Linked DNA regions of Homo sapiens: regions 2 and 3 are each linked to region 1. The links are chromatin loops, found by intact Hi-C in ENCODE. Cell type or tissue: B cell. All regions are shown on one strand. Links, peaks and the distances in the headings refer to the core of each region. The heading gives the core; the rest is flanking DNA.

Evidence for each region. A loop is a pair of places that touch in the nucleus more often than their neighbours do. Peaks named below come from ENCODE experiments on the same cell type or tissue, not always from the same donor. Only the 100,000 strongest peaks of a DNase experiment are listed, where the experiment ranks them.
Region 2: a loop joins it to region 1, with 11 times the contacts of the local background. A loop is called at or near these places in 4 of 110 quality-filtered maps.
Region 3: a loop joins it to region 1, with 7 times the contacts of the local background. A loop is called at or near these places in 2 of 110 quality-filtered maps.

Annotation. Positions count from the first base shown.
Region 1 is chr9:21,376,149-21,387,271 of GRCh38, reverse strand. IFNA2 (interferon alpha 2) reads left to right here and starts at 1,874. Exons shown (of 1, transcript NM_000605.4): 1 at 1,874-3,017. The coding sequence starts at 1,943. The coding sequence ends at 2,509. RefSeq lists an enhancer at 5,182-5,481. In B cell, for the core only: no CTCF peak of the experiment used is centred there; DNase peaks (open chromatin) are centred at 1,821 and 5,371; H3K4me3 peaks cover 538 bases; H3K27me3 peaks cover 661 bases.
Region 2 is chr9:21,438,265-21,449,387 of GRCh38, reverse strand. IFNA1 (interferon alpha 1) reads right to left here and starts at 8,949. Exons shown (of 1, transcript NM_024013.3): 1 at 8,072-8,949. The coding sequence starts at 8,880. The coding sequence ends at 8,311. In B cell, for the core only: no CTCF peak of the experiment used is centred there; a DNase peak (open chromatin) is centred at 4,997; H3K27me3 peaks cover 641 bases.
Region 3 is chr9:22,191,647-22,202,769 of GRCh38, reverse strand. No RefSeq gene overlaps it. Among named protein-coding and RNA genes, the nearest start is that of CDKN2B, 190 kb to the right of the region's middle. RefSeq lists an enhancer at 5,355-5,414. In B cell, for the core only: no CTCF peak of the experiment used is centred there; DNase peaks (open chromatin) are centred at 4,949 and 5,569; H3K4me3 peaks cover 1,412 bases; H3K27ac peaks cover 1,603 bases.

The DNA.
Region 1 (11,123 bases), core at 1,604-9,603:
CACCATAGGCCAAATGGACCTAGTAGATATTTACAGAACATTTGATCCAACAGCTGTAGAATACACATTCTTCTCCTCAGCACATGGATAATTCTCAAGGATATACCAAATGCTAGGTCACAAAACAAATCTTAAAATTTAGAAAAAAAGTGAAATAATATCAAACGTTTTCTCTCACCACAGACTAAGAAAAAAAGAAGTCCCAAATAAATACAATCTGAGATAAAAAAGGAGACATGACAACCAATACCACAAAAAATTAAAGGATCATTAGAAGATACTATGAAACTATATGCTAATAAATTGGAAAACCTGAACAAAATAGATAATTCCTAGAAACATACAACATACTGGTCTGTTCAGGTTTTGTATTTTTTCATAGTACCATGAAGAAATACAAGAATTGTTTCTAGAACCATTCTTGTATTTCTTCATGGTTTTTGTATTTCTTCATGGAACCATGAAGAAATACAAAATGTGAACAGGCCAATAACAAGTAATGAGACAGAAGCCATACTAAAAAGTATCCCAGAAAAGAACTCAGGATCTGATGGCTTCACTGATGAATTTTGCCAAATATTTAAAAAACTAATACCAATCCAACTCAAATTATTAAAAAAATAGAGGTGGACAGAATCTTTCCAAATGTATTCTATGAGGCCAGTGTTTTTTCTGATTGAATCTCCCATTATATTTTAATCACATATAAAACCAGAGAAAGACACATTAAAAAGAAAGAAAACTGTAGGCCAATATCTCTGATGAACATTGATGCAGAAATCCTCAACAACAAATTAGCAAACTGAATTCAAGAACACATTAAAACAATCATTCATCATGACCAAGTGGAATTTGTCCTAGAGATTCAAGTGTGGTTAGGTATGTGCAGATCAATGGGTTTAATGTTGTCCAATGAACATAATGTCCTCCAGCTCCATCCATGTTCTTGCAAATGACAGGATCTCATTCTTTTTTATGGCTAAGTAGTACTCCATTGTGTATAAGTGCCATATTTTCTTTATCCATTCATCTGTTAGACACCTAAGTTGCTTCCAAATCTTAGCTATTGTGAATAGTGCTGCAATAAACATGGGAGTGTAAATATTTTGTTGACATACTGATTTCATTTCCTTTGGATAAATACCCAGTAGTGGGATTGCTGGATCATATGGGGGAAAATGGAGATGGCTAACGGGCACAAAAATATAGTTAGAAAAAATGAATATGATTTAGTATTCGATAGCACAATAGGATGACTACTGTTAATGATAATTTATTATATATTATAAAATAACTAAAATAGTATAAATGGGATGTATGTAGCAGAGAGAAATGATAAATGTTTGAAGCATTGGATACTCCATTCACCCTGCTGTGATTATTATGAATTGTCTGCCTATATAAAAATATTTCACTTATTCCATAAACACAGACGCCTCTTATGTACCCACAAAAATCTATTTTCAAAAAAGTTGCTCTAAGAATATAGTTATCAAGTTAAGTAAAATGTCAATAGCCTTTTAATTTAATTTTTAATTGTTTTATCATTCTTTGCAATAATAAAACATTAACTTTATACTTTTTAATTTAATGTATAGAATAGAGATATACATAGGATATGTAAATAGATACACAGTGTATATGTGATTAAAATATAATGGGAGATTCAATCAGAAAAAAGTTTCTAAAAAGGCTCTGGGGTAAAAGAGGAAGGAAACAATAATGAAAAAAATGTGGTGAGAAAAACAGCTGAAAACCCATGTAAAGAGTGCATAAAGAAAGCAAAAAGAGAAGTAGAAAGTAACACAGGGGCATTTGGAAAATGTAAACGAGTATGTTCCCTATTTAAGGCTAGGCACAAAGCAAGGTCTTCAGAGAACCTGGAGCCTAAGGTTTAGGCTCACCCATTTCAACCAGTCTAGCAGCATCTGCAACATCTACAATGGCCTTGACCTTTGCTTTACTGGTGGCCCTCCTGGTGCTCAGCTGCAAGTCAAGCTGCTCTGTGGGCTGTGATCTGCCTCAAACCCACAGCCTGGGTAGCAGGAGGACCTTGATGCTCCTGGCACAGATGAGGAGAATCTCTCTTTTCTCCTGCTTGAAGGACAGACATGACTTTGGATTTCCCCAGGAGGAGTTTGGCAACCAGTTCCAAAAGGCTGAAACCATCCCTGTCCTCCATGAGATGATCCAGCAGATCTTCAATCTCTTCAGCACAAAGGACTCATCTGCTGCTTGGGATGAGACCCTCCTAGACAAATTCTACACTGAACTCTACCAGCAGCTGAATGACCTGGAAGCCTGTGTGATACAGGGGGTGGGGGTGACAGAGACTCCCCTGATGAAGGAGGACTCCATTCTGGCTGTGAGGAAATACTTCCAAAGAATCACTCTCTATCTGAAAGAGAAGAAATACAGCCCTTGTGCCTGGGAGGTTGTCAGAGCAGAAATCATGAGATCTTTTTCTTTGTCAACAAACTTGCAAGAAAGTTTAAGAAGTAAGGAATGAAAACTGGTTCAACATGGAAATGATTTTCATTGATTCGTATGCCAGCTCACCTTTTTATGATCTGCCATTTCAAAGACTCATGTTTCTGCTATGACCATGACACGATTTAAATCTTTTCAAATGTTTTTAGGAGTATTAATCAACATTGTATTCAGCTCTTAAGGCACTAGTCCCTTACAGAGGACCATGCTGACTGATCCATTATCTATTTAAATATTTTTAAAATATTATTTATTTAACTATTTATAAAACAACTTATTTTTGTTCATATTATGTCATGTGCACCTTTGCACAGTGGTTAATGTAATAAAATATGTTCTTTGTATTTGGTAAATTTATTTTGTGTTGTTCATTGAACTTTTGCTATGGAAACTTTTGTACTTGTTTATTCTTTAAAATGAAATTCCAAGCCTAATTGTGCAACCTGATTACAGAATAACTGGTACACTTCATTTATCCATCAATATTATATTCAAGATATAAGTAAAAATAAACTTTCTGTAAACCAGGTTGTATGTTGTACTCAAGATAACAAGGTGAACCTAACAAATACAATTCTGCTCTCTTGTGTATTTGATTTTTGTATGAAAAAAACTAAAAATGGTAATCATACTTAATTATCAGTTATGGTAAATGGTATGAAGAGAAGAAGGAACAACCGATGATTTCTCTCTGCAGAAGGTAGATTGAGGCATGTGAGGAAATAAAAATAAGACAGAGACATTCTCTTTAAATTGACTAGTATACATCTATTAGAAAATGTCCATTGCCAGTTAGATATATAAGTTTGCAATTTGCAAGGAATGCGATTGCTGGGGGTTTATATGTGATAAGAGAAAGCCAAGAAATGAAGGTCATGGTGTTGGGAGAGAGTGTAGAGAGAGAAAAAGTTTTAAACATGATTCTGAGGACCTTTCGCTTTTAAAGGGAGGGGAGAGAAAAGCCGCAAAGGAAACATCCACAGCCACAAAGGAATGGCTGTACATTAGAAGGCAACAGCAGAGAAAGATAATGAAAGTGTATTTAGGAAGATAAATGCTTCAGCCCAGGAGTTCAAGGCTGCAGTGAGCCATGATCACAATACTGTACTCGAGCCTGGGAGACAGAGGGAGAGTGACCCCATCTCAAAATAACAAACAAACAAAAGGAAATAAATGTGCCGAGAAGAGGATTCAGTCGATTTGCCCAAGGTGTGGCTTGAAACTGCCTACTAATTGGGAAATAGATGGCATTGGCACCCTTAGTGAGAACTGATTGGGTAAAGTTAATACACAGAAGCCATATTGGAGGAAGTTTAAATAAGATAAGTTAGTGAACTGAAGTGGAGAAAGAAATAAAATGGGATTAGGAAAGGATGTGGGTTATGTTTTCTGGGCATAGTTTTTCCTTTTTTGCAATGTATATTTTTCTCAATAGATTTCATGTAATTGAGGTACTGGCAAATGACATTAATATATTTCATATATTTATTTTAAGTCACGGCATATTTAATTACAATAGTAATTTATCAGTTTTAATTAATACTACTGTGACTATCAGTAAGATGCCTAGTTTTGTTAATTATTTAGGCAGGAATAGATAACTAATTCAATCTTTCATCAAAATATTCAATTAATATTGATAATATAATGGTTACTGCAATTACTGGCTTTAATTAAGTTACTTAACTTGCGCCATTGTCATGCTAGTTTACTACAACTTGACTGCATTTCTCCGGTAGAGCCAGATATGATAAGAAATCTTTTATAATACTCCTTGGTAATTTTTCCGGATTTTATGAATATTACAATCTTACATGAATACAAAAATAACTAAATTACCATAAACATATAAACTGACAAACTTCCTTCACAAATTAAATTAGGAAACTGGATCAGAGAATCTCTTCCTCCATACTTAAGGGAAAGAAAAAAATTAGTCAAACCAGCTAAAAATACAACCCGAACCATGGAAATTCAGAAAGTACCAAAGAGTTGTGTATAATTCACGAGTACAAGGAGATTTAGCAATTGTAATAGAAATCCAGAAAACCAAACTGACAAAATCACTCATAATTTGCATTAAAGACTTTAACGTTGAAATTTCATTCTGCTTGGATGTATGTGTGGTGTTGATCAACCCACTTATTCTCACTGAGCCTCACTTTTCTCATAAAAATTGGGTTTAAAATATTTATGTAGTTGTGAATATTAGAAAAAACATGCATTTTAAAGCACCTACCACTGTGTCTCCTATCTAGTAAGAAGTTAAAATATGATAGGTATTTCCCTATTTTCTTCATACAGCTGTAGATGAGGATAATATTTATCTTTCTATAAAATTCTTAGGACCTGTGTCCTGCATTTCAGTAAGTGACTGCCAATGGCAGCAGCCTAAAAAAACTAGATTCTGTCAGCAACTGTAGAGTGGTTGAAAAACAGTCACTCCTCATTTCAAAGAAGTGTCCTATTTATATGCAGTCGGGGAATGGTGGCTTGTATAAATACCTGAGACAGGAGAATAAACATATAGATTGACGTGCAGAAGACATGTGATGTTTATTTACTGATTCAGGCACCTGACACATTCCCTCCCTGGCTCTCAGCATTCCAGGAGGCATTTCCATATCACCAGGGTTTCCTTGCTCTCTGAGGTGGATTTCCCATGGGACCCTGGTCATTCATTCTCTTGACTTTCCTGCCCATTCACACAGAGCAGCTTTCTGTTCTATTGTGGTTCTGGCTTCATATGGCTTCCCTAAAGAGCAGAATGCCACAAGGAGAAAGCAGAAGTGAAATAAAATTTCTAGGTTTTACAGAAACACATGCAAAGGGGGTTTTCTAGAATCTCCATTAAATGTGACATAACAGTAGCTTAGCAAAAAGGAAAGAGAAAGCAGAATTCAGTTTATACGTAGGCTCCTGCAAACCTCTCAGGGGAAGACAGTCCCCTGGGGCCAAGAGTGATAAGGGCAGCAACCAAAACTGGAGGGGCAGGTTGCTGATCTATGAAGAAATTCTACCAGTTCTGGGGATTTATCCACATGCTGCAAAAAGGCTACTTCTTGGCCAGAAGAGATACTCATGCTGTCATAAGCATGTTTCCTTACCCTTGGTCTATTACAAAGAGAGTGAGTTTCTGGCTAAAGTCAGGGCGTGGACTCCTTGGGATTTCCAGTTATAGGGACAGAGAAACATGTATTCCCTGCCCACAGCCTACTGTGTAGACCAGTCTACGCTCCCTAGGATCACCCCTTCCACATATATTGGGATCCTTGGGGATACACAGAACTGCCAGTTTGGATTGGAACTTAATACTATTCACAAAAATATCATGTTTCTTAGTGCATTAAACTCTTGACAGTGCAATCTTAGTTTCACAGATTCATTCCTAATGTCAGAGTTCAAACTTTAACAAATCAACATTTTCTTACTGTAACTTTAGGTAGTAATCTTGACAGCTCCTCAACTCAGCAATAAAAACTGTACCTAGTTAGAAAAAGGGAAAAATCCCACAGAAGCTAAGAAATATAAAAGAATATTATTATTATTATTCTCAGTGAAGTCTATTTATCTAAATGTGTCCATATTGGTAGAATTTGAGAGGCATTCCTGTAATTGGTACCATATTCTCATGGAGGTATTTCCCAGGGAGTGTGTGTGAATTTCTGAGGTAGCAGGGAGTGAGAGCCTGCAACTGCAGAGGGGTCTCTTGAATCTTTTCCTCAAGCTACACAGTCAACATCATATATCTATATATGAATATCTAGAACTTGATATATACATACACATATATGGCTATCATTTTCTTATTTTATGGATATATGGTTATTTTCTTATTTTATACATATTTATCAGAATATTGAACACTCTCCTCAAACTCAGTAACTACTACGTTCGAGAATGTGATAGTCTAAAAAACAGAATTCCTGGAAGCATTCTGGAGTAAATTGAAAAATAGTCAGCCTTCACATCGAAGGTAAGTTTGATTTGTTTATTTAGTCAGGAAATGGTAGCTTATGAAATATATGTAATATATTTCATAATATATTCAGTTTGTTTCCCTAAACTGAAGTAAAATATACATAATATGTACTGGCTGATTCTGATACCTAGCAGAATTCCCTCCTTCTTCCCCTGTTTTCTTGAATCCCATTCTTCACTTTCGTTGGGGATCAGAAAAAACAATACTCAAAAGTGATGGTCTCAGAAGCAGCCTCAGAAGCAAATTTTCTCTCTGATCTTTTTTTCCTCTCTTGTTTCTCACTCCTCGTTCTCTAGAGGTTAGCCATAAAAACTAGAAACCCCCTTTTCCAAGGCTCCTTTTCACCAAAGTAAGCCATAAAACCTAAAAATACTACTCTTACTTTTCTGTGTAAGAACTGGCTCTAAAGAAATTCTCTGAACTATCTTGTTTAATTGTAGGTTATAAGACCTCCATTCCAAAAGGATCTCTACCCCATGCCAGGGAGGAAGGAATGCTGCACGGAGAGGTCAAGAAGAATCTGACCAGAAAGACCTTGCTGGCTTTCCGCACTCAGTCTATTAGCATTAGATGATGCCCTTTTTGTCTAATCACATTTTTTACACAGCTGTCCATTCTTCATTGAACTTAAGCATTAAAATGAATTTTTTTATGTAACTCTGGGTCTTCATTCTGAAGGCTCCCATGTCACATAAAACTATAATTAAATAAATATGCTTTGCTTTGCTTTTCTCTTGTTAACCTGTCTTTCTTTTGTTAAACGGGTGTCAGCTATGACCCTTATGATGGGAAGGAAAGAGATCACACCATTTCTGCCCCTATAGTCCCGGTGATGAGGAAGGGATGGCTGAAGCAACTGACTCACCTACTGATGAGGTCCTGGGACAGCTGGCAAAAAGTTGGCAAAGAAAGGTAAGAATTTGTATCAAGGTCTGTTCTCCTGGATCTCTGCCTATAGTGCCTGGTCAAGAATGGAAGGTAAAAATTTCTCTTTCTTTTTTTCCAAATTCAGGATAGCAGGAGAAAATTATTAGCTTGGATTGTGATTCTTGTGTAGTTTTGATTTAAAGTACCCATTTGTTATTAATCTTTTCCCTTCCATAGACAGCTATTGTGTCCCTGTTTGTCTCATATTGTGTCAAGAGAACCTGGCTTGGCTTGCTGCCTGTACAACACACTTCGGCATGTGCAGGTGGCCAAAAAAAATGTTGGGGGCTCCCATGACAAGCTTACATGTCATTGACTGTTGCTAGCTCACAAAGTGTCTAAATCTTTCTTTTGGCTATTTTTAGGGGTGATTTAGGGGTGACTTTGAATTCTGAGAGGGTTGCATCTTTGCATTTCTTTGAAGATGTCTTATGCATCCTTGGTTAATCATAAAAGACTTAATTGGTTTCTGTTTGGAGTCACTTGGTAGATACCTTTGTTTTAAAAGAGAAAAGGAAAAAAAGAAAACAATTTCAAAAGCTAGAAATATTAGCTGTTTATTCTTGTTGAAATCTGATAAGAGATTTAAAATGGAATCCTGTTTCTCCCATGGGAAGTTTCTTCGGTACACCTAAACCTCTTTTTAATTATATGTTTGATCCCTCTGTTTGCCTCCCTTCTTGCTGGCATAATTTTTGCTGAAAAGAAAAGTGAAACTTCAATGGCCTTTTTGGGAAGCTTAAGATCTTCCCAATCTGGCTCCTTTAAGACTTGTTCTTCCATTTATTTCTGTACTTCCTTCCTTCTGCCACTTTCAATTTTCTATCTAGGTCTCTTTTATCATCGATACATTACCCTTCAAGCCCCTGCCTCCTCAATTTGGTGGTCAGTGGACAGAAAATTACTAGGCAGAAACATCAAAGTTCCGGATACCACAAAAGGGAATGTAGGAGACACTTGAAAAAAACCTAGGACCCCTTGAAGCATGCAAAAAGAGTGCCACGGACCCTCCACTACATGGGGTGTTCTGTCTTCCTCGTGGAGCTCCAAGAGTCATGGGTAGTTTCTCTCAGATGTGGAGCTCTGCTCTTCTTTGCCTTGAGTTCCCTGATCTCTTTGGGTTTTGTGGGTATCAAGGGTAACTTCACACTGTGAGAGAGCCACCTACCTGCCAAGACCAGAGACAGTGGCCAATTCTGTTCTATGTATAAGTCTGTCTCCTTCCACCGGCTTTTTCTTCAGAGCTAAAAAGAGGAAATTTCCTGGAAACAACTGAACAAATACTGGAATGAGCACATTTCAAAATTTAATTTTTGTATATTCTGTAAAATATGGGTCAAGATTTATCATTTTTATAGAGATGTGTATCCCAGCACTACTTGTTTACTCAATTTTTCTTTTTAAAAATTGAATGCTTTTTGTGCTTGTGTTGAGAATCAATAAACAGTATATGTAGGTTCTATTTGTGCAAACTATTGTCTCTTTCACTGATACATTTGTTTCTCTTTAATACTTCACTGTCTTGATTACTTTAGTAATATAAGTCCTAAAATTAGAGATTATAGATCTCCAACATTTTTCTTCATTTTCGAGTTATTTTGGTTATTTTTGTTCCTTTGCATTTCCACATAAATATTAGAATCTGTTTGTCAATTTCTACAGAAAAAAGTCTGGTGAAATTTTGACTGATACTGCATTGAATCTGTAGATCAATGTGATTATAACTGATATCTTAACATTACTGAGTCTTTTAATCCATTAGCTCAATATATCTCTCCATTTGTTTAGGTCTTATCTATTTTCTATCAGCAATATTTTATAGTTTTCAATGTATATGTCTTCCTATAAATTTATTCCTAAGTATTTTAAATGCTTCATAATATTATAAATTATATTCTAAAGATTAAATTTCTGATTGTTGCGCATATAAAGAAATATTATTGATTTTTGTATATTGACTCGGATAAATTGACTAGTAAATTCTAGCATATTTTTTAAAGAATCTGAAGAATTTTCTAGAGGATGAAGTCATTTTTCATAAACAAGTTTTACTTTCTTCTTTTCTATTTGGATGACTATCATGTATTTTCTTGTCTTATTAGGAAGCAGTGCTTATTTCAGTAATTTTTATTACTGAACATCATTAACAATGTTTCCAACATTGATTTTGCATTTTTTTGGGTAATGTATTGGTAGCCTAATCAGCAGCTACAAGAAAATAACATCAAGGACAGATCCTAAAGCTTATGTTCACGATTTCTCATAGACTGAAAGGACTGCAGGACCATGCCATTTGGAGGACATCAAGCTATTTGATACCTGGCAATCTGGATGAAAGTAAGAGGAAATGGCCAATGAAAACTTACTCATTAACACATATATTCAAAAGCCATTATATGATTAAACAATGAGAAGAAAACTACAATTATTTGGGGACACAGGTCATGATGATTCTCCCCATTCAAGTCCACTGGATGGTGTACATGGTTCCTTTAGATTTGAGTCATTTATTTAATCATTTTTGTTTTGTTTCTAAGACGTGATAATTTCATTGTCCTATCTTCAAGTTCACTAATTCTTTCTTCTGTCTACTCCAATGTGCCTTTAAATCCCTCTAATAAAATGTTCAGTGCTCATTTCAGTTATTTCACTTTTTAGCTCCAGATTTTTTTTTTGTTTTCTTTATAGGTTGTCTATCTCTTTATTGATAATTTCATTTTGTTTGTGCATCATTTTTGAGACTTTCTCCACATCTTCCTTTAATTCTCTGAGCATCTTTAAGAGTTACTTCAAAGTCTTTATCTTGTAGATTTGCTATCAAATCTTTTTTAGGTATGATTTCTGAGACCTTTTTTTGAATGGGCCATATTTTTATGTGTTAATGTACTATTAACACAGAAAATTGTGATTATTTTTATTGTTGAAAACTCGACATTCAAATCTAATAATGTAGTAATTCTGGAAATAAGATTAACCCCTTACCCAGTCTTTGGTGATTGTTGATATTATTTTGTTCTTGATTTGATTGTTGCAGGCTGTCTCTGTGTAAAGATTGTCCTGAGGTATGATCTTAAGGTCTTCTCAGGGTGTTTCTGAGTCTGCACCTTTCCCTAGACATATGCAGTCACTCTCTAACTTTCACCTTGAATGTCCTAGTTTTTAATGCCCGGTTGCCGAAAAGGGGAAAAAAATAAAGGAGGAGATGGGGAGGGTGCTGGCTGTTTCATACCTTGGAAGTCACTTCAGCTGGAGGGTGGGCCTTGCAACAAAGGGGATCAAAAACAGCAACCAGAAAATAGGACACAGGTCCCTGATATTTGGAGAAAGTATGCTTTTTGCCAACACTGGCTCCCATCAGCTCAGTGCAAGCTGCTCTTGGAACATGGGCACAGCTGCCTGCCATGGAGACTAGGTGTGGAAAACTGTAGAGGATCTGTTGATACTAATGTGATTAAAGCTAAAATTGACTGAAATTAATCACAATTTACCATCCAAGACTTCCCCTGGAAGTTCCAAGCCTGAAATATAGTCCAGAGTTCCAAAATAGTTATATCAGGTAGATTTTGCCATTGCAACTGTTATCTAGATGGGGAGACTGAGTTCTGGTGTTTTCTAATCCACCTTCTTCACAGAATCCTCTACAAGACCTTCAGAGGGCTCCATCATCTGGGAGAACAACAAGAATTCCAAATTGGGGAATATGTGAGATTCGATGTATATTTGT
Region 2 (11,123 bases), core at 1,347-9,346, 62 kb before region 1:
TTTCTCAGGTGGACTAGATGTTCCTGGGTGGAGGTGGGCCTGGGAGCAGTAAAACCTGTCTCCTCAGTGGGACGAGGGCAGGGCCAGCGGCCCAGCACTCAGTGCCCCCACCACTCCCCCTGCCTAGGTGCCTCCAAACCTGCTACTGGGTTCCCCAATACTGTAGATTATATATAACAAGTTGAAAACTGTGAGATATGAAATGAGATATGGCTATAGAGATTTTTCAGGGGAGGGTGACAATATGAAGCCAAATCAGAACTTTTACATATAAATATGGTAAAAAGTATAATATAAATGTAAGGAAAAAATTACATTAAAATGTAAGCAGTTACCCAAGAATGGAAGGGGTTCTAATATTTGAAAGGCTAATTAGGCAATCACAAAAGACAGAACCAAGTGAATTAAAAAATGTTGATGTTGTCCTGACGCTAAACTGGTTCCCTACAATTGGTGGAGGAGGAAAGGAAAAATGGTTTAACATGTAAATTAGGGCCCTCTAACCCACGAATAGAAGAGAAACAATCTAATGGTTGGGTTTCTAACCTGAGTCAGAGTTGAGAGATCCCTGCTAAATTGAATGCCTGCCTGGCTGCCTGAGCAACTGACCATGATTACTTCTTTAATTGCAATATTGCCAAGATGCCTCTCAATTCTACCCTGTTGACACCTGTGGCAGTCACTATATTCTCTGAAGTTACTTTATGTTAGTGCTCTCTAAAACTATTGAATCCAGATGGAACTGATGCAAGCTCATTCCTTATTCAAAGGGAAAGTAAGAATTTTCTCAATTATAAAGTCGAGGGGCATGATCTGATAGGAGGAGTAAATTAGTAAAACTGACAACTTACGCTAAAGAGTTAATGTACCTTCAATCAGGACAGTTTTCCTGATTTCCCTTGAAGTGCCACAGTCAGATGGGGTGGCTCTCACTTCCACGTGACCTGCAGTAAGTAGAGTGAGGGACGAGTCAGGAGGTCCTGGGAGGCTGCATAGGCTGGAGGCAAGGGACACCTCCTGCCCCTTTCTCTCCCCAGAGCTGCCCATTGTCCAAAGAGGACATGTCCTGCCTGAAGCTGGGAGTATATCCCCTCTCTAAGACATGAAATTTAAAGAAATGGGCTCATTCCAGTGTTTGGGTCAGTTCTTTCCAGGAAATTTCCTCCTTTTAGCTCTGAAGAAAAAGCTGGTGGAAGGCGACAGACTTATACAGAGAACAGACTTGCCCACTGTCTCTGGTCTTGGCAGGTAGGTGGCTCTCTCACAGTGTGAAGTTACCCTTGATACCCCAAAAGCCAAAGAGATCAGGGAACTCAAGGCAAGGGAGAGCAGAGCTCCAGATGCAAGAAGGACCCACCCATGACTCTTGGGGTTCCTGAGGAAGACAGAGGACTCCATGTAGTGGGGGGGTCTGTGGCACCTTTTTTTTTTTTCATTCTTCAAGGAATCCCAGGCTTTCTAGAAGTCTTCTCTACATCCCTTTATGTGGTAGCCAGAACTCTGATGTTTCTGCTTAGTAATTTTCCAACCACTGACCACTAAATGCAGAGGCAGGGGCTTGTCGATGATAAGAGAGACCTAGATGGAAGATTGAAGGTGGCAGAAGGAAGGAGGGACAGAAGTAAATGGAAGAAAAAGTCTTAGAGGAGCCAGACTGGGTAGGTCTTAAGCTTCCCAAAAAGGCCAATGAAGTTTTACTCTTTTTTTTTTTTTTTTTTTTAACCGGTAAAAATCCTGCCTACAAGAAAGGAAGCAAACAGAGGAATCAAGTTTATAATAAAAAAAGTTTAAGTTTACTGAAAAAAATTCCCATGGGATAAACAAGAACCTAAGGAGAAAATCAGAAAGACTCTTAAAAAAATGGTAGCCTGGATATCAGCTTTAAATTAAGCTATTATTTGACCACAGAGCTCTTTTAAAAAAATACTTTTAAATCCCTTATCAGATTTCAGCAAGAAAAAACAACCAATATTTCTAATGTTTGAAACTTTCTTTTTTTTCTCTTCTTTTAAAACAACGATACCTACCAAGCGACTCAGAACCAAAACCAAGTCTTTTGTGACTTAACCAAGGATACATGAGACATCATTAAAGAAATGTAAAGATGCAGCCCTCTCAAAATTCAGAGCTACCCCCACAAATAGCCAAAAGAAAGAAAGATTTAGATGCCTTGAGAGCTGGCAATAGGCAATATGTAAGCTTTTAATGGGAGCCTCCAACATTTGTTTAGCCCCCTTCACACACCAAAGTGTGTCCTGACAGGCAGCAAGCCAAGTTGGGTTCTCAGGACACAAAACAGGAAAATGACAGCTGTTCGTTGAAGGGAAAGGATCAATAACAAATGAGTCCCTGAAATCCAAATTTACATAAGAGAACAGTTCAAACAAATGATCTCCTGCTGACCTGCATTTGGAAAGTAAGATATAAAGATAAATTTTTACCTTTAGTTCTTGACCAGAAACTACAGGCAGAGATTCAGAACTCACCTTGGTAAAAATTCTTACCTTTATTTGCCAGCTCTTTATCAGTTGTCCCAGGACCTCATCAATAGGTGAGTCAGGTGCTTCAGACATCCCATCTTCATCATCAGAACTATAAGGGCAGAAATAGTGTGATCTCTTTCCTTCCTATCAAAAGGGTCACAGCTGACACGGCTATAATAAGGCAGGTTAACAAGCGAGAAGCATAGCACGTTTATTTAATCATCGTTTTATATAACTATGGAAGCCTTCAAAATGAAGACCCAAAGTACAGGAAAAAACTATCCATTTTTATGCTTACATTCCATGAGGAATGGGCAGCTGTGCAGAAATGTGATTAGACAAAAAGGGCATCATCTAATGCTAATATTCTGAGTAGGGGAAACCCAGCAAGGCCTTTCTGGTCAGATACTTCTTGGCCTCTCCATGCACCATTCCTTCCTCTTGGGTATGTGGCAGAGCTCTTTTTGGAATGGGGGTCTTAGTATCTACAATCAAACAAGGCAGGTCAGAGAATTTCTTTATGGCCAGTTCAGTTCTTACACACAAAGGTAAGGGAAAGTTCAAGTAATGTTTATAGGTTTTTATGGCTGGCTTTGGAGAGAAAGGGCTCTGGTTTCTATTACCAGCCTTGGGAAAGAGAGTTTCTACTTTTTATGGCTAGCCTCGGGAGATGAGGGGTGACAAACAGGAGGGCAGGAGAAGGCCAGAGAGAAACTTTGCTTCTGAGGCTGCTTCTTAGATCTTCACTTTGGCGTATTATTTTCCGAGCTTCAATAGGAGTGAAGAATGAGATCCAGAAAAGCTGGGGAAGAAGGAGAGAACTGTGCTGGGTATTGGAATCAGCAAATGAATAGTATGTCTATGTCTATTTCACTTAGGTTTAAGAAAATAAACTCTTCCAGATTTTTCTGTAAGATACTGTTTCCTGACTGAATATACAAATGAGACTTATCTTCAGTATGAAGGGTGACTTATTTTTCAGTTTTCTCCAGAATACTCCAAGAATTCTGCTTTTTATATTATATGTGTTACAGAGATTTAGGAGAGTATTCTCTTTTCTGTTCTTTCTTTCTTTTTTTTTTTTTTTTTTGATGGAGTCTCGCTCTGTCACCCAGGCTGGAGTGCAGTGGCGCCATCTCAGTTCACTGCAACCTCTGGCTCCAGGGTTCAAGAGATTCTCCTGTGTCAGCCTCCCAAATAGCTGGGATTACAGGCACCCATCACCACGCCTGGCTAATTTTTGTATTTTTAGTAGGGATGGGGTTTACAATGTTGGCCAGGCTGGTGTTGAATTCCTGAACTCAAGTGATCCACCCACCTCGGCTTCCAAAGTGCTGGGATTACAAGCATGAGCCACGGCACCCAGTCCCTTTTTTAATGTATATATATAAAGGAAATAATAATCATATATTTATAAAATAAGAAAATAACTGTAAATATACATATGTGTGTATATATGTACATATATATATCATAATGTGTGATATACATATGTGTGTATATATGTACATATATATATATATATCACAATGTGTGGCCTGAGGGATACATGAAGAGACTCCTCTGCAATTTCAGGCTCTTCCTTGCTGCTAACTCAAGAATTCACACAGACATCCTGTTGGAACATCTCAATGAAAATATATTGCTGATTACAAAAATACACCTCAAATCATACCAGAATTGATACACTTTGAATGAATAAACCTCACTAGCTCTCTGGTAACAATACTATTCTTTCACACTCATTAGCTCTTATGAGACTTCTCTCTTTTGATACCAAGGCAGAGTTTTTACTATTAAGTGGAAGAACTGTCAAGATCATAATTCAAAGTGACAATGAGAATATTATTTTATTTGTTAATGTTTGAAGTCTAATAATAGGAATGATCTGTGAAACTAAAATTGTACTATTAATAGCTGTTTAATGCACTATTAAACACGAACTTGTTCTGGATACTATTAAGTTCCAGTCAAGATTGGTCGGTCTGCCTGTTCCCTGGAGTCCCATACGTGGTATGTGGAGAGGGTGATCCTAGAGGCTGGTATGCACAGTGGTCTATAGGCAAGGAATACATCTCTCTCTATATCCTTATAACTGTCAGTTCCAAAAAATGCATGCCCTGATGGTAGCCAGAAACTGATTCTCTTTGTATTAGACCAAGGGTAAGGAACAGGCTTATGACAGCATTAGCATCTTTTCTTGCCAAGAAGTATAATTTTTGCAGCATAAAGAGAAATGCCCAGAAGTGATGGGTTTCTGCATAGATCAGAAATCAGCCCTCCAGTCTTGGTGGCTGCCCTTGTCACCTTTGGTTACCAGGTTGTGATTCCCTGAGAGGTTTTCAGGAGACTGCACATAAACTACATTCTGCTTTCTCTTTCCTTTTCATTAAGTTACTATTACATCATACTCAGCGGAAATTCAGGAAATCCTCTCTTGCAGGTAGTTCTGCAAAACCTAGAAATTTTATTTCACTTCTGCTTAGCACTTGTGGCATTCTGATCTTTAGGGAAGCCATCAAGCTGAAACCACAACAGAACAGAAAACAGCTCTGTGTGAATGGGCAGGAAGGTGAAGGGAGTAAAGCCAGAGAGAGAATGTGCCAGGTGCCATAATCAGTCAAGAAACATCACATGTCTTCTGCGCATCAATCTGCATGATTATTCTCTTGTCTCAGGTATTTATACAAGCCACCATTTCCTGACTGAATATAAATAGGACACTCTGAAGTGAGGAATGACAATTTTTCAGCCTCTCTACAGTTCATGACAGAATCTGTGGGTTTTTTTTTTTAGGCTGCTTCCTTTGAAGGTCAATTCCTGAAAGGTATGACACCACAGATCCTAAAAATTTTACAGAAAGACAAATACTATTCCCATCTACAGCTGTATGAAGAAAAGGAGGAAAATACTTAACATCGTTTAACTCCTTGAGTGAGGTGTGATCTCAGCTTACTGCAATCTCCACCTCCTGGGTACAAGCAATTTTCCAGCCTTAAGCCTCCTGAGTAGCTGGGATTACAGGCGCCCACCACCATGCCCAGCTAATCTTTGTATTTTTAGTAGAGACAGGGTTTCATCATGTTGACCAGGCAACATGGTGGAAGATACTGTGGTAGGTGCTTTAAACTGCATGTGTTCCTTTATGATCACAACTATATAAATTTTCTGAATCCATTTTATTTATGAGAAAACTCAGGCTCAAAGAGATTGAGTTTCTTAACACCACACATACATGTAAGCAGAATGAAATTTCAATGTCAAATTCTTTGTAATATAATGTAAATTATGGGTGATTTTGTCAGTTTTGTATTCTGAGTTTCAGTTATAATTGTTTTTGTTTTTTTTTTTTTTTTTTTTTTTTTTTTTTTTTTTTTTTTGAGACGGCTTGCTTGCTCTGTCGCCCAGGCTGGAGTGCAGTAGCATGATCTTGGCTCACTGCAAGCTCCGCCTCCTGGATTCATGCCATTCTCTTGTCTCAGCCTCCCCAGTAGCTGGGACTACAGGTGCCTGCCACCACGCCTGGCTAATTTTTTGTATTTTTTAGTAGAGACGGGGTTTCACTGTGTTAGCCAGGATGGTCTCGATCTCCTGACCTCGTGATCCTCCTGCCTCGGCCTCCCAAAGTTCTGGGATTACAGGCATGAGCCACTGCACCCGGCCCAGTTATAATTGTTAAATCTTTTTTTTTCCTTGTGAATTCTACACAACTCTTTCTTGCTCTCTGAATTTCCATGGTTCATACTGTATTTTCAGCTGGTTATGACCAACTTTTTCTTTATCTTAAGTATTGAGACAGAGATTCGTTGATTCCCTTTTCATTATTAATTTGTGAAGGAAGTTTTCAGTCTTTATGTTGATGGTAATTTAGTTATTTTTGGATTGGCATAAGATTGTAATATTCATAACATCAGGAAAAATTGCCAAGAAGTAATATATGAGCTCTACCAGAAAATAAAATGTGTTAAAAGCTGAAGTAAAATTATAGTAAACCAGTGTTACAATTACGCAAGTTAAGTAACTTAATTAATAAAGCCAGTAGGTCCAGGAATCATTATATTATCAGTATTAATTAAATATTGTGATGACGGATTGAATTAGTTTTCTATTCCCACCTACAGAATTAAGGCAGCTTACTGATATTCAAAGTAGTATTTATTTAAAAAATGAAAAATTATCATTGTAATTAAATATTTTAATTTAACATAAATATACTAAACATATCAATATGGTTGCCAGTACATCAGTTACATGAAATCTATCCGGAAAAAATATACTGCAAAAAAGAAAAAAAAACTGTGTACAAAAACAATAATCCACATTCTTTTCAAATTCCATTCTATTTCCATCTTCACTTCAGAGTCACTAACTTCTCTTACTTGGATCCTACTGCAGTATGACTTCTACTTATTAATTCCACCAAACCAGCTCTCTCACTAAGATTGCCAAGGCTATCTATTTCCCAATTACTGGGCAGTTTTAATCCGTATCTTGGGAAAATCTACTGATTCATCTTCCCCGCACATTTATCTTCTTAAATACACTTTTATCACAGTATCAGTCCATTGTTGCAGTGCTACAAAGAAATAGCTGAGACTGGGTAAATTATAAGAAAAGAGGTTTAATTGCCTCACAATTCTGCAGGCTATACAGGAAGCATGGCAGCATCTGCTTCTGGGGAGGCTTCAGAGAGGAAGGTAAAGCGAGAGCAAGAGGAAGGGTAGGGGTAGGTGCCACACACTTTTAAACAACTAGATCTCAGGAGGGCTCACTATCACCATGACAGCACCAAAGGGGATGGTGTTAAACCATGAGAAATAGCCATGACCCAGTCACCCCGCACCAGGCCCTACCTCCAACACTGGGGATTGCAATTCCACATGAGATTTGGGCAGGGACACAGATCCAAACCATATTAATCACCAATCTCTCTTGTTGTTAGTCTAATATAAGGGACACCACCTCTGGTTCCTCTGTGTCTCTTCTCTTCCCTCACTTTAAAGGTGGAAGGTCCTCAAAATCCTGCTTAAGTCCTTTTCTCTGTCTACACTCTCTCCACACATGAGCACTTCCATTTCTGGGATTTTGCTTGCCATGTATGAACCCCCAGCAACTGCATTCCTTGTAAGTTGCAAACTCATATATCCAACTGGCAATAGACATTTTCTACTAGATGTTTACCAGTCAACTTTTGAGGATATCTGTTTATTTTTATTTCCTCACCTGTCTCAGTTTACCCGCTGCTGAGAGAAATCATTAGTTGCTCCTTCTTCTCATAGTATTTAGGATAACTGATATTAAGTATGATTACCATCTTTAGTTTTATTCCATACAAAAACCAAATATGCAAGAGAGTAGGAAGTAGATTTATTGTATTCAGCTTTATATCTTGAGTACAACATACAACCTGGTTTAGAGAAAGGTCATTTTTACTTACATCTTACATATAATAATGATAAGCAAATAAAATATACCCTTTATTCTCTAATCAGGTTGCACAGTCAGGCTAGGAATTTCATATTAAAGAATGAACACATACAGGAAGTTCCTATAGTAAAAGTTTAATGAACAACACAAAATAATGGATTGAGTAAATATAAGGAACATGTTTTATTACACTAACCACAGTGTAAAGGTGCACATGACGTTATATGAACAAAAATAATTTAAATCTTATGAATAGTTAAATAAATATTTAAATAGATAAATCAGTTTATCAGCATGGTCATAGTTATAGCAGGGGTGAGAGTCTTTGAAATGACAGAATTCATGAAAGCGTGACCTGGTGTATGAGTCAATAAGAATTGTTTTCATGTTGGACCAGATGTTATTCCTTCCTCCTTAATCTTTCTTGCAAGTTTGTTGATAAAGAGAGGGATCTCATGATTTCTGCTCTGACAACCTCCCAGGCACAAGGGCTGTATTTCTTCTCTGTCAGATAGAGAGTGATTCTTCGGAAGTATTTCTTCACAGCCAAGATGGAGTCCGCATTCATCAGGGGAGTTTCTCCCACCCTCTCCTCCTGCATCACACAGGCTTCCAAGTCATTCAGCTGCTGGTAGAGTTCGGTGCAGAATTTGTCTAGGAGGTCCTCATCCCAAGCAGCAGATGAATCTTTTGTGGTAAAGAGGTTGAAGATCTGCTGGATCAGCTCATGGAGGACAGAGATGGCTGGAGCCTTCTGGAACTGGTTGCCATCAAACTCCTCCTGGGGAAATCCAAAGTCATGTCTGTCCATCAGACAGGAGGAAGGAGAGATTCTGCTCATTTGTGCCAGGAGCATCAAGGTCCTCCTGTTATCCAGGCTGTGGGTCTCAGGGAGATCACAGCCCAGAGAGCAGCTTGACTTGCAGCTGAGCACCACCAGGACCATCAGTAAAGCAAAGGGCGAGGCCATCGTAGATATTGCAGATACTTCTGGGCTTGCTGAGATGGGTGACTCTGAACCTTGGGCTCTAGGTTCTCTGAAGGCCTTGCTTCCTGCAAATGCCTTAAATAGGGAACATACTGATTTCCACTTTCTTAATGCTTCTGGGCCACTTTCCATTTCTGTTTTTGCTTTCCTTCATGCACTCTTTACATGAGTTTAGAGCCGTGTTTCTCAAATGTTTTGTTTTTCATTATTGTCTTCCCCATCTTGTTCCCAGAGACTTTTTAGATATCTTTTTCCTAATTGAACCCACCGTGAAAATTTAATAACACAGATACAATATGTATCTATTTATATACTATATGTATATCTCTATAATCAAAAAGTACAAAGTTTAATCTTTGTATTCAATGCAGGTTTAAAAATAACCAAATGAAAAATTTAAGCTAAAAGTTAAATTTAAAATCTATTCAAATTTTTCTTAACTTTATAACTAAATTTGCTTATGGACTTCAACGTAATTTATTTACTGATATAAATTGTACTGTAGGCCTGGCGAGGTGGCTCACGCCTGTAATCCCAGCACTTTGGGAGTCCGAGGTGGGTGGATCACGAGGTCAGGAGTTCAAGACCAGCCTGGCCAAGACGGTGAAACCCCATCTCAACGAAAAAAACAAAAAAAAAACAAAAAAAAAATTAGCTAGGCATGGTTGTGTGCACCTGTAATCCCAGCTACTCAGGAGGCCGAGGCAGGGAATTCCTTGAACTCATGAGGTGGAGGTTGCAGTGAGCCGAGATTGTGCCACTGCACTCCAGCCTGGGTGTCAGAGTGAGACTCTGTTTCAAAAAACAAACAAACAAATAAATTGTAGTGTATCAAATTACATAAGCAAATTAACAAATTATAAACATTTTCTAATGTTTATAGATAAACATTTTCTAAGTAATGAATACTTAAAAATTATTTGAAAGTGATAAACACTTAAAACTTTAAAATATTTTTATCATTTATTTTTAGTGTTCTTACGTTTTTTTAGATCTGATTACTCCTGAATTTCACCAAACATTTAAACAGAACCAAATCTTTGAAAAAATTAAGGAGGAATACTCCCAAACTCATTTTATGAAGCCAGCATTACCTTGATACCTAAGCCAGAGATGGACATTACAAGAAAAAAAAAAATTACAGCCAATATTCCTGATGAACACAGATGCAAAATCATCCACAAAGTAGTTGCAAATGAAATTCAAAAGCACTATAAAAGGATCATTTATTATGATCAAGCTTGATTTATTCCTGGGATGCAAGAATATTTTAATATGTTGGAATCAATAAATGCCATACTCCTTATTTACACAATAAAAGATTAAAAATCATAACTATTTTTATGCATGCCTAAAATTATTTTGACAAAATTTAAAATCCATCTCTAATACAATTTATAACAAATTAGGTATATAAAGAATATACCTCAGAATAAAGAGACACATTCCTTATTAGCTATAAGATAAGCCATTAGCTAACACTATAGTCAGTGGTGAAATGTTGGAATCTTTTTTCTGAGATTTATTATAAGATAAGGATGCCCACTCTCACTACTTCTTTCAACACAGTACTGGAAATCCTACTCAGAATATTAGACAAGAAAAAAAAGGGGCATTTAAATGAGAAAGAACAAGGTCTTATTTTCATGGAGATTAATGCTCAGAGTTTTACAGATTAGATTTAACATCATGAAAGCTGGTACAATCCAGGAATCAGAGGAACTGTCCCTGAGGACACAGGACTTCAGGGACATCAATTATTAAGAGGCTACATGAAAGCAGAAATGCTCCTGGATGTTTCCATTGTCTACACATAAAGTTTCAACAGATCAGCCCCAGCAAGTATAGGCACATTCCTCACTACTGTGGGTGATGAGCTTTTCACTCAAAGCAGAGATGTGAAACCTGACAGGTTTCAAAGACCACCTAAGTGCTCCATACCTTGACAGTCACTCCCACAAAGCTGAAACACCATCTGTTCCTGAGGGATCAGGTCATCATCTGTGACTTTGAGACACTGGCCAGTCAGGCTTCAGTTGACATGAGGCCAGTGATTTTAAGTGTAAAATGCCCAAACCATCATACTCATTAGGTAGATATTTGGAGGCCTGTGCACTTAAATGGGTTAGTGAAATGTCACACCAGACATATGACTGGGAATAGGGGTTTCCTCCTCTGCTCTTAGCAGCACCTTGGTAATCCAATAATTACCCTCCCTCATGCCT
Region 3 (11,123 bases), core at 1,999-9,998, 820 kb before region 1:
ACACCAGACAAATCCTGAAGGGTTTCAGAGGTATGGGCAAAGCAATTCTGAAATTATTTTAGATCTATTATAAGAGTAAACAAATTAGTAAATGTATCGAAGTTGTTGGGAGCTACTTGTTTTCTTGCTGTGGAAAAGGGGGCTAATAAACATGAAACAGAGAAAGCAAGCACTTAGTGAGGCTGGATCAGAATCAGTGGTATCAGCATGGACTCAAGATTTCTAAATAGATACATATATACACACACACACGTATACATTTATATGCATGTATATATGTGTACATGTATATGTATCTAATTTATGTGTATATAAAAATACATGTAGTAAGTATATATTTAGGTGTTTATATGTCTATATACCTGTATATATTTCTTATCTCAGACCACAAAAAGACCTAGAGGCAGAAATACCACAGTAGCATTGAACACACTTGGTGCCCAGATTTTAGCCCCTAATATCAGTCCCCACTAAAGAGAACAAGGGGTCTCGTTTTCTTGCTGCTGGTATTCACTCAACTGCTCAAACTAAAACTTTGTCATTCGTTTTTAAAAATTAATATTACTATTAATCTTTAAAGATTACTAAGTGTTCTCCAAATTATTTTGCATGGTATACAAGGACCCTCAAACTTTTAAACTTTTAAATCAAATTAAATTTCTAGAGTACTTTAGCAAACGACTTGCTAAAATCTCTAAAGAGCCCTATTTTATAATTCAAACAGGAATAAGCTGTTAATTTGGGCTTATTGGGTTTTACAATACCAAAAATGTCAATATGCTTAGCGACAGACTACTCTATTATATCTATGTCATTGAAGAAACTATTTAGGAAATGATTTTAACTTGCAAATCGAGTAGTCTTTATGAAAAAAATACATCTCTTTTGCTTCAGTTGGCTTTTTCTAGATGAGGTAGAAGTTATTGAGGAAGATCTCTAAGCTATAGGTTAATTCCAAGGTTTATCATTAATGCTTATGCTGACCTTTTTGAGAATAACTAAGTGAATTTTTTTAAAATCCGAGAAAGTTGACCATAAAAGGATTCCAGGTATAAACATTTTTCCATTCCAGGTGACCTCCTGTTTTTCATTCTATTTCATTTGATTTAACTTTTTGGCACAAAACTTACAGGTTCTTTGTCAACAATACTTAACAGACTCAGTAAATTAGTAGATTTTGAAGAGTGGTTTAATCATAAAGGAAAGAAAGTACATGGTCCTAACATCCTCTCTTGTAATGGGGTAGGATCATGGATTTCTTCTTGGGAATCAGGCAGGAGCACTGCAAACTCCCATGGACTAGCAAGTGACTCACCCTAAGGTCACTGAAGAAAGGAGTGGCCAAGGTCCAAGGGTGGGAAAAAAACCTTCTAATTAATTAAACTTATACTTGACCTAGTGTGACTAGCATTGGAGCATTACCTGCTTCAGCGGTTTTACAAGGCTGTTGGGAAGATGGGGCTGTTTTGTTTTTTATTTTGTTTTGTTTGTTTACAACAGTGCCCCCCAAAGTGCCTCTTTATTCCTAAGGACTTTAATCACAATTTGAAAACCACTCATCTATTCAGCCTCTTGGTTTTATTTATTGGGAACTAAGAACCAGATACTGTGGACTTCCAGTATGAGACAAAGGTGTTATTTAAGCAAGTAATGAAACAAAAATACTTGTTGAATACTCTCTTTCAACACTTCAAAGAAGCCAGGAAGGGAGAAGAAAGAGTTTTGGAGGGGAATCACCACCACACCTCTCTGCTGAGTGGGTTGGGGCATTCAACTCTAAAGCAGAGGCAAAGGAGCCCCGGGCAAGCCTGGCCATCCCCCTAGGCTCGATTTGCACCCATAGGAGACTTTAGCCATAGGGGAACTGTCAGTTCTGAATTCTGTAGGGTGGTCTTGTCCATCAGATGGGACCAGTACAACCTGAGCACCCCTTGGTCTGCTAGACTCTCCTGGGGCCACAGCCTGGCCACACATAGTTGCAGGGCAGCCTTTGGTGCCCTGAGGGCCCACACCATAGCTTTTGCAATGGTGGATCACGCCTGACAGATGGAGAGCTCCAGTGGGCAGTGCCTATGGACACACACCAGTCCACACATTCCCTTCCAATACTGCGGCTTCCTCTGGGCCCCTGGCAACTCCTCACATTGTTTTGCTGGCATGTGGCTGCACAGGGCAGGTTTTGCTTTTGTTGCCTCACCAGCATGCAGGAGTGCAGTCAGCCCCTCTGCCGCCTGCTGATTGCTATTGCAGATGGAGCATTGATGGGCACAGAGCAAACCAGCCCTCCCCCTGCAAGCACCCTGCCTTATGCAAACACTATACAGAGAAAAGTGGATCCACCCCTGCCCTGAGGGACCACTCCTGCTTGTAGGGCACAAAGAAGGCACCCAGACCAGTGCCTGCCAACATCTTGCTCCCAAGCCAACACCACCTTGAGTGCGACTGCACAGTCGCAGGCAACACACACCCCTCTAGCTGCATTGCCTCCACCACTGCGATGAATGCTCACAGGGAGGCAGGACCCCCAGCACCCACTAGCACTCTGCCACAGCTGCTGCTACCAATGCTGCTGAAATGCAGACAAGAAGGATCCCACTGTCACTACACCACGAAACATTTTGGCTGACATCACCCATCAGAGTGCAGTAAACAGTGGTCCAGGAGCACCTCAGTGCCCCCAGGATAGCAGATTCCTAATCTCAAGGAGACAGAGAACAAAGTGGGGCCCAACACAAGTCCTCCAAAGTTAGAGAACTAAGCCCAGGAGTTGAGAGCTGAGGACCAAATCTCTAAAATCTTCCAGAAATGAAGCCAGTTAGCTGACTGCACCTTATACCACAATCAAATCCTCAAGGTCATTAAATAGGATAAAAGAAAAAACACTCATCCAAAGGTAAGCATCCTCAAAGACTGAAGGAAGATAAGCCCAGAAGATGAGAAACAATCAGTACAAGAACCCTGATAACGCACAAAGCCAGAGTACCTTTTTACCTCCAAAAACACACATCACCTCTCCAGCAAGGTTCTGAACTGGCTGAGATGGCTGAAATGACAGAAATGTAATTCAGAATATGGATAGAAATGATTGAGCTATAGGAATAAGGTGAAATCTAATGCAAGGAAGCTAAAAAATCATAAACAATGCAGGAACTTACAGACAAAATAGTCAGTATAGAAAAGAACCTAACCAACCTAATAGAGCTAAAAAATACACTGCAAGAAATTTTACAATGCAACCACAACTATTAGTAGCAGATTAGGCCAAGTGGAGGAAAGAATCTCAGAGCTTGAAGACTGTCTTTCTGAAATAAGACTGTAATAAAGAAATAGAGAAAAAAGAATAAAAAGAAATAAACAAAATCCCTGAGAGATGTGGGATTACATAAAGAAGAAATCTATGACTCCTGGGTGTCCCTAAAAGAGATGGGGAGAAGGGAACTATATAATCTATTCTCATGCTGCAAATAAAACATGTCTGAGACTGGGTAATTTATAAAGGGAAGAGGTTTAATGGACTCACAGTTCAGCATGACTGGGAGGATTCACAATCATGGTAGAAGGTAAAGGAAAAGCAAAGGGAAGTCTTACATGGTGGCAGACAAGAGAATATGTTCAGGGAAACTCTCCTTTATAAAATCATCAGATTTCATGAGACTTATTCACTATTGTGAGAACAGTATGGGGGAAACCACTCCCATGATTCAATTATCTCTACCAGGTCCCTCCCATGACATGTGGGGATTATTAAACTTCAAGGTGAGATTTGGGTGGGGAAACAGCCAAACCATATTATTCCACACCTAGCCCCTCCCAAATCTCATGTTCTCACATTTCAAAAACAATCATGCTTTCCCAACAGCTCCCTGAAATCTTAACTCATTTCAGCATTAACTCAAAAGTCCACAGTCCAAATTCTCATCTGACAAGGCAAGTTCTTTCCACCTATGATCCTGCAAAATCAAAAGCAAGTTAGTTACTTCCTAGATACAATGGGGATACAAGCATTGGGTAAATACACCCATTCCAAATGGGAGAAGTCAGCCAAAAGGAGGGGACTACAGGCTTCATGCAAGTCCAAAATCCAGCAGGGCAGCCAAATTTTAAAGTTCTGAAATGATCTCCTTTTACTCCACGTCTCATATCTAGGTCCTGCTGATGCAAGAGGTGAGCTCCCATGCCCTCTTGGGCAGTTCCACCCCTGTGGCTTTGCAGGGTACAGCCCACCTCTCAGCTGCTTTCACAGGCTGGCATTGAGTGTCTGTGGCTTTTCCAGGTACGTGGTGTAAGGTGTTGGTGGATCTACCGTTCTGGGGTCTGGAGGACGGTGGCCCTTTTCTCACAACTCCACTAGGCAGTGTCCCAGTGGGGAATCTGTGTAGGGGTGCCAGCTCCACATTTCCCTTCCACACTGTCCTAGCAGAGGTTCTCCATGAGGGCCCAACCCCTGCAGCAAACTTCTGCCTGTTCATCCAGACGTTTCCATACTGCCTCTGGAACCTGTGTGTTCCAGGTCCATACATCCTCTGAAATCTACGTGGAGGTTCCCAAATCTCAGTTCTTGACTTCTGTGCGCCCACAGCCCAATACCAAATGAAGGCCACCAAGGCTTGGGTCATGCACCCTTTCTGAATCAATGGCCTGAGTTCTAGCCATGGCTAGGGCACAGGGCACCAAGTCATGAGAATGCACAATGTAGCAAGGTCCTGGGCCCAGCCCACAAGACCACTTTTTTCTCCTAGGCCTCCAGGCCTGTGATGGGAGGGGCTTCTGGAAGACCTCTGGCAGGCCCTAGAGACATTTTCCCTATTGTCTTGGTGATTAACATTTGGCTTCTCATTACTTATGCAAACTTCTGAAGCCAGCTTGAATTTATCCTCAGCAACCGGGTTTTTCTTTTCTATTGCATCATCAGGCTGTACATTTTCTGAATTTTCGTGCTCTGCTTCCCTTTTAAACATGTTTCAGTTCCAAAGCATAAATCTGCGAATACATAAAACTCAATGCATTTAACAGCACCGAAGTCACCTCTTGAATGCTTTGCTGCTTAGAAAATTCTTCTACCAGATACCCTAAATCATTTCTCTCAAGTTCAAAGTTCCACAAATCTCTAAGGCAGGGGCAAAATGCCAGTCTCTTTGCTAAAACATAGCAAGAGTCACTTTTATTCCAGTTTCCAACAAGGTCTTCATCTCCATGTGAGACCACCTCAACCTGAACTTTATTGTCCATGTATCAATGTCAGCATTTTGGTCAAAGCCATTCATCAAGTCTCTAGGAAGATCCAAACTTTCCCTTCAAACTTCTTCCTGTCCTCTTCTGAGCCCTCCAAACTGACCCAACCTCTGCCTGTTTCTCAGTTCCAAAGTCATTTCCACATTTTTGGGTATCTTTACAGCAGCACCCCACTCTACCAGTACCGATTTACTGTATTAGTCAGTTCTCATGCTGTATAAGACATACTTCAGACAGAGGAATTTATAGAGAAAAAGAGGCTAAATAGACTCACAGTTCCACATGGCTGGGGAGGCCTCACAGTCATGGCAGAAGGCAAAGGAGAAGCGAAAGCTTGTCTTAAATGGTGGCAGGCAACAGAGGGTGTACAGGGGAATTCCCTTTTATAAAACCATCAGATCTTATGAGACTTATTTACTACCATGAGAACAATAGGAGGGAAACTGCCCCCCTAATGCAATTTCCTCCACCTGGCCCCACCCTTGACACATGGGAATTATTACAATTCAAGGTGAGATTTGGGTGGGGACACAACCAAACTATATCAGGAACGAATCATGGAAAGAATATTTCAGGACATTATACATAATTTCTCCAACCTTGCTAGAGAGGCCAACATTCAAATTCAGGAAATGCAGAGAACCCCATTGACAAAGAGACATATACTCCCACATAATAATAGTAAGAGACTTTAACACTGTACTGACATTATTAGATAGATTATCCAGACAAAAAAATTAACAAAAATATTCAGGACATGAACTCAGCACTAGATCAAATAGACCTGATACACATCTGGAGTACTCTCCACCCAAAAACAATAGATTATAAGTTTTTCTTATTGTCACATGGTACAGACTCTAAAATCAATCACATAATTGCACATAAAACACTCCTGAGCAAATGCAAACTACTAAAATCATTTACAAAGTCTCTCAGACCATAGCATAATCAAATTAAAAATCAAGACTAAGAAATTCACTCAAAACAATACAATTACATGGAAATTAAATAATATGCTCCTGAATGCCTGTTGGGTACATAATGAAATTAAGGCAGAAATGAAGAAGTTCTTTGTAAGTAATGAGAACAAAGATAAAACATACCAGAATAACTGGGACATAGCTAAGAGAGTGTAAGTGGGAAATTATAGTGCTACATCCCTACATCAAAAAGTTAGAAAGACCTTAAGTTAACAACCTAATATCACAACTAAAAGAATCTCAAATCTAGCTGAAGATAAGAAAAAAAAACAAAATTAGGGATAAACTGAAGGAGACTGAAACAAGAAAAACTATTCAAAACATCAACAAAACTTTAAAAAATAATAATAAAATAGACCACTAGCTAGACTAATATGGAAGAAAAGAGAGAAGGTTCAAATAAACACAATCAGAAATAACAAGGGAGATATTACCATTGACCCCACAGAAATACAAATAATCATCAGAGAATATTATCAACATGTATATGCATGTAAACTAGAAAATCTAGAAGAAATGCATAAATATCTTGACATATACACCCTCCAAAGACTCAACCAAGGAGAAATTAAATTCCTGAACAGACAAATAATGATCTCTGAAATTGAGTAGTAATAAATAGCCTACCAACCAACAAAAGCTCGGGAAAAGCCAGATACACAGCTGAATTCTACCTGTTGTACAAAGAAGAGCTGGTACCATTCCTACTGAAACTATTCCAAAGAATTAATGAGGAAGGTCTCCTCCCTAACTCGTTCAATGAGGCCAGCATCTTCCTGATGCCAAAATGTAGCAGAGACACAATGAAAAAAGAAAATGTCAAGCCAATGTCTATGATGACTATTGATGTGAAAATCCCCAGCAATATACTAGCAAACCTAATTCAGCAGCACATCAAAAAGCTTATCCACTACAACCAAGTAGACTTTTTCTCTGGTGTGCAAGCTTCATTCAACATATGCAAATCAATAAATTTGTCTCATTACATAAACAGAACTAAAGACAAAAACCACATGATTCTCTCAATAGATGCAGAAAAGACTTTCAATAAAATTCAATACCTCTTCATGTTAAAACTCTCAATAAACTAGGTATTGAAGGAACATACCTCAAAATGATAAGAGCCATCTATGACAAACCATGACCAACATCACACTAAGTGGGCAAAAGCTGGAAGTATCCCTCATGAAAACCAGCACAAGAAAAGGATGCCCTCTCTCACCACTTCTATTTAATATAGCATTGGAAGTCCTGGTCAGGGCAATCAGGGAAAGTAAAAAGATAAAGGCATTGAAATAGGAACAGAGGAATTCAAACTGTCCCTGTTTGCAGATAATATAATCCTATATCTAGAAAACACCATAACCTCAACCCAAAAGCTCCTTAAGTTGATAAACTTCAACAAAGTCTCAGGATACAAAAATCAATTTGTCTTCTGAGATAGAAAAATGTTAGTAATGCAAAAATCACAAACATTCCTATACACCAACAACAGTCATGCTGAGGGCCAGATCAGGAACGCAATCTCATTCACAATTGCAACAACAAAAAATTAAATATCTAGGAGTATAGCTAACCACAGAAGTGAATGATTTCTACAAGAAGAAGTAAAAAACACTGCTCAAAGAAATCAAAGATGACACAAACAAATGGAAAAACATTCCTTGCTCGTGAAGAGAATCAATATTGTGAAAATGGCCATACTGCCCAAAGCGATTTATAGATGCAATGCTATTACCATCAAAATGCTATTGACATTCTTCACAGAATTAGAAAAAAAACTATTTTAAAACTCATATGGAACCAAAAAAGAGCCCAAATAGCTAAGGCAGTCCTAAGCAAAAAAAACAAAACTGGAGACATCATGCTACATGGCTTCAACTATGCTACAGGGCTACAGTAACCAAAACAGCAGCATGATACTGGTACTAGAACAGATGCAGAGACCAAGGAACATAATAGAGAACCCAGAAATAAGACTGCAAGCCTACAACTATCTAATCTTCAATAAACCTAGCGAAAACAAGCAATTGGGAAAGGATTTCCTATTCAATAATGGTGCTGGGATAACTGGCTAGCCATATACAGAAAATTAAAACTAGACCCCTTCCTTATATCATACACAAAAATCAACTCAAGTTGGATTACAGACTTAAAATGCAAAACCCAAAAATAATCAAAACCCTAGAATAAAACCTAGGCAATACCAAACAGGATATAGGAATGGGGAAAGATTTCATACGAAGATGCTAAAAGCAATTGCAACAAAAGCAAAAGTTAACATATGGGATCTAATTAAGCTAAATAGTTTCTACACAAGGAAGAAACCATCAACAGAGTGAACAAACAACCTATAGAATGGGAGAATATTTTTGCAAACTACATACCTGAAAAAGGTCTAATATCCAGCATCTATAAGGAACTTAAACAAATTTACAAGAAAAAAATAACCTCATTAAAAAGTGGGCAAAGGACAAGAACAGACACTTCCCAAAAGACATACGTGAGGCCAACAATCATAGGAAAAAAAACTCAACATCACTCATTATTAGAAAAATTCAAATAAAAATCACAATAAGATATCATCTCACACCAGTCAGAATGGCTATTAAAAAGTCAAAAAACAACAGACGCTGGTAAGGCTGCAGAGAAAAAGGACACTTATACAAAGTTGGTGGGAATGTAAATAGTTCAACCATTGAGGAAGACAATGTGGTGATTCCTCAAAGACCTGGAGGCTGAAATACCATTTGTCTCACCTATCCCATTACTAGGTATATACCCAAATGAATATAAACCATTCTATTATAAAGACACATGTATGCATATGTTCACTGCAGCACTATTCACAATAGAAAAGACAGGAATCAATCTAAATGCCCATCAATGGTAGACTTGATAAAGAAAATATGACACAGATACACCATGAAATACTATGCAGCCATAAAAAGGAATGAGATCATGTCATTTCCAGGGACATGGATGGAGCTGGAGGTCATTATCCTTAGTGAACTAATACAGGAAAAGAAAACAAAATACCACATGTTCTCACTTATAAGTGGGAGCTGAATGATGAGAACACATGGACACATACAGGGAAACAACACCTACTGGGGCCTCTCAGAGGATGGAGATTGTGAGGAGGGAGAGGATCAGGAAAAATAATTACTGGGTATGGGGCTTAATACCTGGGAGATGAAATAATCTGTACAACAAACCCACATGGCACAAGTTTATTTATATAACAAACCTGCATTTATCTATATAATAACCTACCCCTGAACTTAAAAGAACAGTTAAATTAAAAATCAAAAAAAAAAACTTTCCCAGGCATATCTATGACTCATTAATCATTCATGTCATACAAGAAGTTTTTATTGGCTGCCACATTCAAAATACTATAGGAGATACAAAAGAAGTCTACACAAGGCATCTTCTAACAATCTACTGAAGAAAGAGTATGTTTTCGTACTATCTTCATAACCCATTTATGTGCAAATCATTGCAGTGTTATATGCCAAAGTGAACATAAACGTTTATATGTAATAAAGTTGCTATTAAAAAATAGTAGGGAAAGAAAATATTATTCATTACACAACATGGAAATAAAATAACTGGAAAATGTTTTCAGTGCCTCCCCTCATACGATCTTTCCAGAAGGAATAAAAATTTAAGTACTTTTTAAATCATAAATCAACATGAAGCAAATTTAAGTATATGTTTATTGTCTTAAAATGAGAAGGACTTTCTTTTTTTTTTTTTTTGAGACGGAGTTTCACTCTGTCGCCCAGGCTGGAGTGCAGTGGCGCAATCTCGGCTCACTGCAAGCTCTGCCTCCTGGGTTCATGCCATTTTCCTGCCTCAGCCTCCCGAGTAGCTGGGACTACAGGTGCCCACCACCATGCCCAGCTAATTTTTTTTGTATTTTTCAGTAGAGACTGGGTTTCACCATGTTAGCCAGGATGGTTTTGATCTCCTGACCTCGTGATCCACCTGCCTCGGCCTCCCAAAGTGCTGGGATTACAGGTGTGAGCCACCGCACCCGGCCTAAATGAGAAGGACGTTCTAAGTATAATCTTTGAAAGTAATAATAATAAAAACCACTGTAAAAACTCTTCAGGAAAAAATAAAATTAAAAGAAAAGGCTGGAAAAATAATTGACAGAAGATACTGTATTTGTATCTTTACTACAGACAAAGACTTTACAAATCCATAAAATGAGTCCTAAAATAGAAAGCTAGGCAAACATTATGAATAAATAGGCAAACAATTATGATTACAGATAGAAAATTTACTTTTTTTTTTTTTGAGACAGAGTCGCACTCTGTCACCCAGGCTAGAGCGCAGTGGTGCAATCTCGGCTCACTACAACCTCCACCTCCTGGGTTCAAGTGGTTCTCCTGTCTCAGCCTCCCAAGTAGCTGGGATTACAGGGGCATTCCATCATGCCTGGCTAATTTTTGTATTTTTAATAGAGACAGGGTTTCATCATATTGGCCAGGCTGGTCTTGAATTCCTGACCTCAAGTGATCTGCACCCCTAGGCCTCCCAAAGTGCTGAGATTACAGATGCGAGCCACTGCACCTGGGCAAGATACAAACATTTTTAAAAGAATTTTTTAAAAAACATCAAAAAAGAATTAATTCTCACAAAAAATTAAAGAAAATAAAAACATGTAATATTTCATACAACAATTAATCAAAAAGTAACATGTTAATATTTTATACTCATGCAGTTGAATTAAAATGGGTAGTCATTTTCTGGAAACGGAATTAGAAGAAAATTTCTGGGGGATAATCAGGCTATAGATACTAAAAATCTTAAAAGTATGTATACTCTAATATAGGAATCCCATTTTAGATAATTATGCTATTGAATAATCATAGATTAACACAAAGATATGTGAAT